Linked DNA regions of Homo sapiens: region 2 is linked to region 1. A link is a contact called in ENCODE Hi-C or POLR2A ChIA-PET data. All regions are on one chromosome and are shown on one strand. Each heading gives the region's core, a stretch centred on a gene start or an enhancer-like site at or near the end of the contact. The rest is flanking DNA. Distances are from core to core; before and after follow the strand shown. Region 1 has its middle 14 kb from the start of LINC-PINT. Region 2 overlaps PODXL (podocalyxin like).

Region 1 (4,247 bases), core at 1,046-3,545:
CTAGGAGGGTAGATAGAAAGACTCAAAGAAAAGTGGGTCCAGGTCTAATCCTTGATCATTTAAGACTGAAAAGAAGAGAAAGAGCTGGCACTGGAGACTGAGAATCAGAAACCAGGAGACTACGGGGCCAAGGAAACCAAGAGAAGAATCTGTTAAGGAGGATCAGCTCTTTGTTAAACACTGCCAAAAGGTCAAGAAAGATTATTTTAATTTGTTTCTCTCGTAAGCGTTAAGCTCCTTGAGAGTTAGTATTATTTTATTATTTATTTTTGTTTCCCTGGGGCTTGCCCTGTGACCCACACATAATAAATGATCAGTAAACTTTTGTTAGATTGAAGAAAGAGAGAAAGATGCATGGCAAGAAAGGCAGACATGCAGAAAGACAGTAGAATTTATGCTTGGGTCTCAAAAAATAAATAAGTAAAACAGATTCCCTTGAAGTTGACTGCAAACCCAGCTTGATCTTAGGAAATGTAAGGAGGTTCTTTCTGCTCCCTGTGTTTTACTCTTGAGCTAACACATTGATGGGGCTCCCACAGAACCATATTGTTGCCATGTAAGTACCTTCAGAAAACATTTTGAGAAGTGATATTCACCTGTGTCTGGTCAATCTGAGTCATTTTTATCTTTATTTAGGTCCTAGGTGATGACGAAAAGGGCAATTTGCTTTTCCTCGTCTATGACTCCACCACATCACCCTGAATGAGTTGATGGAAACGGGGGCATCCATTTCTGTGCCACTACAGTTCTGTAATACACTGTAATCACTCATAACGCTGCCCAGCCCCAGTTTCCCATGAGAGAGAAAGGTGACTACTGGCAGGAAGAGACGTCTAACCTCTTAGAGAAACCACCAGCTTCTTAGTCTGTTATTGTTTCTGCATTAAAGTGTTGCTGCGGGCCGGGTGCGGTGGCTCATGCCTGTAATCCCAGTACTTTGAGAGGCCGAGGCGGGCGGATCACGAGGTCGGGAGATGGAGACCATCCTGGCTAACACGGTGAAACCCCATCTCTACTAAAAATACAAAAAAAATTAGCCGGGTGTGGTGGCCCGCGCCTGTAGTCCCAGCTACTCGGGAGGCTGAGGCAGGAGAACGGCGTGAACCCGGGAGGCGGAGCTTGCAGTGAGCCGAGATAGCGCCACTGCAGTCCGGCCTGGGCGAAACAGCGAGACTCCGTCTCAAAAAAAAAAAAAAAAAAAAAAAAAAAGTGTTGCTGCTATCAGGGCCGCTGTACAGAATATCAAAGAAGGACATGTTTGACTCTGTTCTAAGAACGTGGAGCTCTTCTACATAATAAAAGAGAGTGTCCTTGAACTGGAAATTTTAGGAAATACAGTAATAGATGTAGTTGAAACAATATTTAAAATGTTATGCCATCCTGTATCATTTAGTTATACCAAAGATCAGCAAACTTTTTCCATTTCTATAAAGGGCCAGAAAGGAAATAATCTAGGCCTTCCTGGCCCTACAGTCTGTCTCAGCTACTCAATTCTGCCATTGTAGTGCAAAGCAGCCACAGACAAAATTTAAATGAATGAACCTGGCCATATTCCAATAAAATGAATTTGAATTTCAAATAATTTTTATGTGTCATAAAATATCATTCTTCTTTTCACATTTTCCAATCATTTAAAAATGTGATGGCCTGGGAAATAGCAAGACCTTGTCTCTACAAAGTACAAATAAAAATAGCTGGGTGTGGTGGCCTGTGACGAGGCAGGTGGATCACAAGGTCAGAAGTTCAAGACCAACCTGGCCAACATGGTGAAACCCTGTCTCTAGTAAAAATACAAAAATTAGCCAGGCATGGTGGCAGGCACCTGTAATCCCAGCTACTTGGGAGGCTGAGGCAGGAGAATTGCTTGAACCCAGAAGGCAGAGGTTGCAGTGAGCCGAGATTGTGCCACTGCACTCCAGCCTGGGCAACAGAGCAAGACTCTGTCTCAAAAAAAAAAAAAAATCTACTTCTTACATAGTACAGTACTGGGTATTATGGAGTTGAAGATAAAAGGATAGATAATTCATAAGTAGGTAGGTAGGTAGACTGACAGACAAAAGATCTAGTGACTGATAAGTTCTGTGAGAATTGTTCAGGTGTATCACAGTATCAATGTATAAATGCAGTCTTTTAAAGCAACAATAGGCAGTCAGACAAAACTAAGTTTAAATCTGAGCTCTTTTGCATCCCAGCTGCATGACCTTGGGGTGATTACATACACCATATAAGCTTCAGTTTCCTCTTTTTGAAATGAGGATAATAACACCTACCTCTCAAGGAGGTTGTGAGAATTAAATAAGATCATGTATGTAAATCAGCAGGTGTAGTACCTGGGAAATGGTAGACAATGAGTAAATGGTAGCTGTTGTTGTAGTATTACAGCAATATGAAGGTAGGTAACTTATTCAAAAGAAGCACACAACCAAAGGCAAAGCAGAGTAAGCTTGTAAGTCAAGAGGTCACAGACACATATAGAAACCCGCAAACCTGGGGGCTGAACACCTGGCCGAGAACATTTGGCTGAAAATAAAAGCAGAAGTGACATTGTCACAGGAGCATACAATAAGGCACCTGGCCAGTTGTCTTGCTTTTGTCTTCTCTAGCAACCAGCTGCTGGGTTGTCTAAGGAGCCCTACTTATGGGTCCAACCCCCAGCCTCCCCAGTACTTAAACGCTGGCTCAGACTGGAGAAAGTCACCATTAGTATCGGCCCCACCATTGTGCTTCCTTTCAGTTAGGTCAGCCATGGGGCCTCAGACATCTGTAGCTCCCTCCTATTGTGCCTCCCCACCCCTCTGCCCAATATGGGTTTCCACCTTGCCCTCAACACCTCAGTCTCTGGTCCTCCTGCCTTGTATCCCAGTCTCCCTTTGGATGTGGGTCCCTTGTCTTGAACCCCAGCCTACTTTACCATGATCCTGATGTCTTCTTTAGCTTAGTTCTGACCAGTCATCTTTGCAGAGGGCTGTATTCTGCTGCCTACACCCCTGCTGTGCTCTCCTCAAACCATGGGACATATGCGCCTTCCCCTTTATAGATAACCCATTGCTAGGGTAAGGCTAAACTGCCTGGTATTAACAGCTTCCTGAACTTTATGTGATTAAGAGACACAAGGTTTTGCAGAGGCCAGCTGCCCAGATCCAAGCTGGTTTCTGTATTCATAGCCCGTGCTCTAGGGAGCATCCCCCAACCCTGGTCTTGGCTCATACCCTCTCTCCACTGGCTGTATGCAGTCAACTACTCCTAGCATGCCTTGTGATCCTGTTATGGCAACATCAGTAATGCTTTCCCAATACAAATGACAAAATTATTGGCACAGGGACACGATATAGGGGTAATGGAGAACTTCAGCTTATCTGATATCTACTGACAGTCTCATTCTGCTGAAAAGTGATCGTCAAATAAAGTTGGCATGACTTAAATTTAAACTAATTGCTTACTGAAGAAGTACTATTCTGTGCTTAATTCTAACCAGCTAAGAAAAATATGTTGGCAAAGTAGAAGTGACAAACAACTTAAAATAAGTGACCAGGGCAGCTTTGAATTTGTAATAGCCAAAGAAGGCAATTCTGCACCTGCTAACCTGACATGAACGAGAGGAGCAAGTTAAGAGAAAATATGGACACAAGACTCCCTCTGGCCAGGAACTAGGAAATAAAGGGCAAGAGGAGTCATATGATTGGAAGTGTACATTTTTACAAAATCAGTGGTTTAAATGAAGAAAAGACGAGCATCCAAAAAAAGATCAGGCTAGGCACTGTGGCTCACACCTGTAATCCCAACACTTTGAGAAGCCCAGGCAGGAAGATTCCTTGAGGTCAGGAGTTCGAGACCAGCCTGGGCAACAAAGTGAGACTTCTGTCTCTGCAAAAAATTAAAAACAGCCTGGCACGGTGGCTCACGCCTGTAATCCCAGCCCTTTGGGAGGCTGAGGCAGGAGAATCACGAGGTCAGGAGATCGAGACCATCCTGGCTAACACAGTGAAACCCCGTCTCTGTTAAAAATACAAAAAAAATTAGCCGGGCGTGGTGGTGGCCACCTGTAGTCCCAGCTACTCGGGAGGCTGAGGCAGGAGAATGGCGTGAACCCAGGAGGCAGAGCTTGCAGTGAGCCGAGATCACGCCACTGCACTCCAGCCTGGGCGACAGAGCGAGACTCCGTCTCAAAAAAAAAAAAAGATAAATATAAATAAATAAATAAATAAATAAATTAATTAATTAATAAATAAAAATCCAGAAGAAAAAGA
Region 2 (4,247 bases), core at 1,248-3,747, 380 kb after region 1:
ATCACTTGAGGTTGCAGTGGGTGACACCAGCCTGGGTGACAGAGCAAGACCCTGTCTGAAAAAAATAATAATAATAAAATAAAAAATAAATAAGTCTTCCCGACTCCAAAGCCCACGCTCTGTCCTCTGCCACGCTGCCTCTGTAATGCTCTGTGGACTGAGGCGGCTGCCTATCAGGGGTGGCCTCTGCCTGTTAGAAAGGGTCCAGGGCCTGCTCCCTTTCCTCTTCTGCAACTCGGGAATCACGAGGGGAGGGTTCCTCTGGTGACCTGGGCTGCTTCCCCTGTGTGGCTGCAAACAGCTGCTTACCTGGTCCTTCCTCTGGGAGAGGCGCTGGTGGCAGCAGCCATAGAGGGCCGCCACGAGGAGCAGGAATGATGCCATGCAGACGATGGTGATGATGAGGGGCATGCTGAAGCGGTCCTCGGCCTCCTCCGGTGGCCCCTGGTCCCCTAGCTTCATGTCACTGACCCCTGCCTGCATGGGAAGTGGCAGAGAACAGGCTGGGGGCATCCTCTCTCCCTCAGCCCCCGGCTTCACTGTAGAGCCCCTCCGCTTGCAGTCTGCTAGGGTCCGTGCCGCCGCCCTCTTCTACATGCAGGCACATGACGGGGTTCCTCCCCACAGAGAGAGGGGAGTAACCAGACCTCCCACAAGGGGCTTCGGAGCCACTCTGTCCCCACACTTGGGGGGCCGCTTACCTCCTTTAGTTCATCCCATTTGTCCTTCAGCCGCTCGTACACATCCTTGGCAGGGAGCTTAGCTGTGGGAGAGGGAGACGATGCCCAATGGCCCAGCCCAGAGCGAGGCAGTGGGGGACGGGGACTGCGCCCCAAGAGAGGGACGCACCGTATCTCAGTCTCCTGAGTGTCTCTCGGGTGACCTGGGAGGGGGTGTGGCTTGACAGTTCTTAGGGAACTGAAGGGGCACCACTGTGACCCACCCTCCAATGTGGCTTCTGCATGCCCCCCATTCCCACCCATGCAGGCCCCAGCCCAGGCCCCCTTGCCCTCCACTCACTGTGAATAGTGATTTCTTTGACGACCACGGTCTGACTTCCTGGAACAGATGCCAGCCGTATGCCGCACTTATCTTGGGCCGGGTTGAAGGTGGCTTTGACTGCTCGGCATATCAGTGAGATCAATTTCTCATCCGAAGCGCCCCCTGCCTATGGTGGGGAGAGCGCAGGTGACTCCGCGGGGAGCGTGACAGCAGCCTAGGCCTGTGGGGCTGCCCTCCCAGCTAAGGTCGGGACAGTGCTGTTGCTGTGCTAGAACCTGCCTCCCTCTCTAGCCCCAGCTGGTGCTCCACGCAGGCCTGCCAGGAATCAAGGGTTGCATGCTGTTCTCCTGGGCCAGTTCCTGCCTCCTCTGTCTCGTTCCCATCAGCCCGTTCTCCGCACTGTGTTTATCTGGTCTACGCTTGCACCTTTCATTCCTTTCACCCTAGTGCCTCTTTTTTCCCTCCAAGCTGTTTGCGGATTGGGGGTTGTTTTCATCTCCCTCCCTAGAACGGGCTAGAGAGGGGGCACTGCACAGCAACCCTACCCCACAGCCCGCAGGGAGACTCCAATTCCCCCTAAACTCCCATTCACCAGCCTTTCATGCCCAGTTCGGAGAAATCAGGTGGGGAGGCTGCAGCTCTCAGCAGAAGGGTCTCTACCCCCAAAGCTGAAATACATGTGCCCTTGCCCTAGGCAGAGCCTCTGGCTCTGAAGCCACGGACAGGCTGACAGGGAAGGGGCTCCACTGAGTAGGGGAACAGGTGGGATCTTGAAGCTACCCCTAGGATATCTTGGAGGGGGTCTTATTTAGCTCTAAGAACAAAGATTGTGGCTGACGTGGCTTTAGAGCTGAGGATGAGGGGAGAAGTGTGGGCAGCATGTATCCAGTCCTGCCATGCCATCTAGGGGCACCCCTCCCTGGGGCTTCTCTGACCTGATTCTGGAATAAATGACTAAGACAAAGAAAAGGACTCTAGGGATAGCTTAGCACAGAACCCATACAAACCACCCCTAAGGTTTCTACCAGAATTTCCTTAGGCTTAGTAATTCCCCACCCTGACATCAGGAAGGGATCCAGGGTTTTCCATCTTCCTTTTCTAGCAAAGGGAAAAAAAAAAAAAGTGTCTCACAACAATCACACAGCCTACCAAGCTACATCCAAAAAGAGGGTCTGAGGAAGGGCTGGGCGGGCACCTGACTGTCCCCAGAGCCCATATCATGCAATGCCTGCCTTGTCCAATAAGCCCAGCCCTAGGAGAGCACTGCTCCCTTTTAAAACTCTGGTCTAGATGTAGGCTTTTGTAAAGTTCACTTGGAAAATGCCGGCATAATGGACACCCAAAAGAAAACAACTGCAGAAAATTCAGGCAGCATTAAAGTGTTGTAAGCCCAAATTCTCCATCCTATCTATAGACACCGTGTTCAGGTCTGTTCTAGTTCTAGTTCCTAGGGGGTGGCTGCAAAAAACCGGCACTGACCGGGAGAGGGCAGCAGTGAGCCAGCCATCTCCAGCACCCGCCGCGCTCGGCAGTTATTTACTGAGTGTGCACAGCGCACACTCCCCAGACCAAAGCCTTTGGACCCATGGAGACCGGTGGCCTGAAGGCTGCTCACACACTGCTACCTCCCTCACACAGGTGTGCTCACACGCACGCTCACCACCCAGACTGGAGAAATGCTGGCAGTGGCTCCTGCATTCCTGGGCCCTTTTCTCTCCCACCCATCCCATCAGCTCCTCAGGTTAGAGGGAGAATCTCCCAGCACTGTTCGTCCATCAAGGCTCTCAGATAGTCCACAGACCAGGAAATGTGAAGCCACAGACGATTAAAGCAGACAGACTACACCTCTCATTTTCTCTTGCTTTTCTTTTCTTTCTGTAAAAACAGGGTCTTCCTATGTTTCCCAGGCTGGTCTTGAACTTCTGGCCTCAAGCAAACTTCCTGCCTCAGCTTCTCAAAGTGTTGGGATTACAGGTGTAAGCCACCACACCTGGCCTCACCTCTCATTTTCAATTGAGACATCTGAAACCCAAAGAGATCAACTCACCAAAGTCACTCCCAGAGCTAGGGGCAAACAGGAACTAGGATCAGGGTCCCTCAACTCAGCATACTGGAAATAGTCACACAGTGAAAGCCGAGGAAACCGGGGGGTGGGAGGGGGGGGTCCAGTCCTGTGGGTGTGTCCTGACTTAGAGAAGTCTTAAACCTTGGTCTGTTGCTCTGTAAGATGGGAAAGGACCACTTCCTACTAGGAAGAAATGAGGGCCGGAAAGCAAATGCACCTTAGAAAGATGTTTAAAAATGCACCTAGAAAGAACATACATTCCCTCTCCCTCCCTCAGCCCTGCTGTGAGCCTGCACCTGGCGGCTCAGATCAGCAAGCTACTCACACAGAGGGTGTTTCCTGTGAGGTTCAGGACGAGCTGCTTCTCACTCTGTGTCTGTGTCTCAAGATCCTCACACTTTGCCTGGAAGAAGCCACTGAGATTAAGGTTTGGGCTAATAGTCATGGAATCTTTGACATTTCCCCCCAACTAAGGGGTGACCCAGATAGGAAAGAGTTCACGGCAAGCTGGAGGCATGGCTGGACCCATTCCAGAGCCAGGTATGTCCTGGCTGCGTGGCTTGAGGGCAGCTCAAGCCAGGACCAGGCTAACCAGGGAGAGGGAGGAGGGAATGGGTAAGTGCTGCTCAAAGCCCCAGCCAGGGGCCCTGCGTTGGAGGAAAGAACAGAAAACCTTGTCTTAAAGCCTCTTCTACCCGAGTCTGGGTTCTCCTACTTGCCCCACCCCTGCTGGAGTTACCCAGTTACTCTCATGAGCCACAGTGGGAGAAGGTGTTTTGGGGTATCGGTGGGTAGTTGATGCTGCTGTGGGGCTGGAGCTCATGGTCTCTGGCAGGGTAGGTGTTCTCAATGCCGTTGCCGGGCTCGTGGGCTGCACTGTCTCCTGGGAGGAAGGGGCCGTAGAGCTGGCTGGCATCTGACTGGAGGTCTGTTGAGTTCTTTGCGAGATAACCGATGACGCTGTCATTGGGAAAACGAGGGTAATGAGAAAAGATGAGTGCACCCTTGCGAGAAGAGGACAATCTTTTCTTGCTCTAATAGTTTTCCCAGGTTCTTTGGTCTTACCTCCCACAGAGACGGAAGAAGTGGACTCCTATGACAAGCCAGTGGAATAACCCGGCAAAGTCACAGCAGCCGCAGCAAACGTTCACTGAGCACTTAACTTTGTGCAAGGGACTGG

Evidence for each region. A loop is a pair of places that touch in the nucleus more often than their neighbours do. ChIA-PET counts read pairs that join two places held with the same protein, here RNA polymerase II (POLR2A). Pooled maps may share reads with other maps.
Region 2: a loop to region 1 is called in a pooled map, with 3 times the contacts of the local background. The contact joins two enhancer-like sites. A Hi-C loop is called at or near these places in 1 of 168 maps with a recorded cell type or tissue (heart right ventricle) and 5 of 50 pooled maps. POLR2A ChIA-PET finds 5 or more read pairs at or near these places in 1 of 52 experiments (K562).

The regions. Positions count from the first base shown.
Region 1 is chr7:131,121,841-131,126,087 of GRCh38, forward strand. It overlaps a transcript of MKLN1 not described here. Among named protein-coding and RNA genes, the nearest start is that of LINC-PINT, 14 kb to the left of the region's middle. RefSeq lists an enhancer at 2,337-2,496 and a silencer at 2,637-2,716. Within about 2 kb of position 2,296, at least 3 of the 41 ENCODE cell types and tissues checked have a DNase peak (open chromatin) inside an H3K27ac peak, as active enhancers do.
Region 2 is chr7:131,505,559-131,509,805 of GRCh38, forward strand. It overlaps PODXL (podocalyxin like), which reads right to left. Exons shown (of 9, transcript NM_001018111.3): 4 at 3,807-4,027; 5 at 3,393-3,470; 6 at 1,021-1,168; 7 at 702-763; 8 at 310-477. Among named protein-coding and RNA genes, the nearest start is that of PODXL, 49 kb to the right of the region's middle. RefSeq lists an enhancer at 101-1,015 and a silencer at 2,556-2,615. Within about 2 kb of position 2,498, at least 3 of the 41 ENCODE cell types and tissues checked have a DNase peak (open chromatin) inside an H3K27ac peak, as active enhancers do.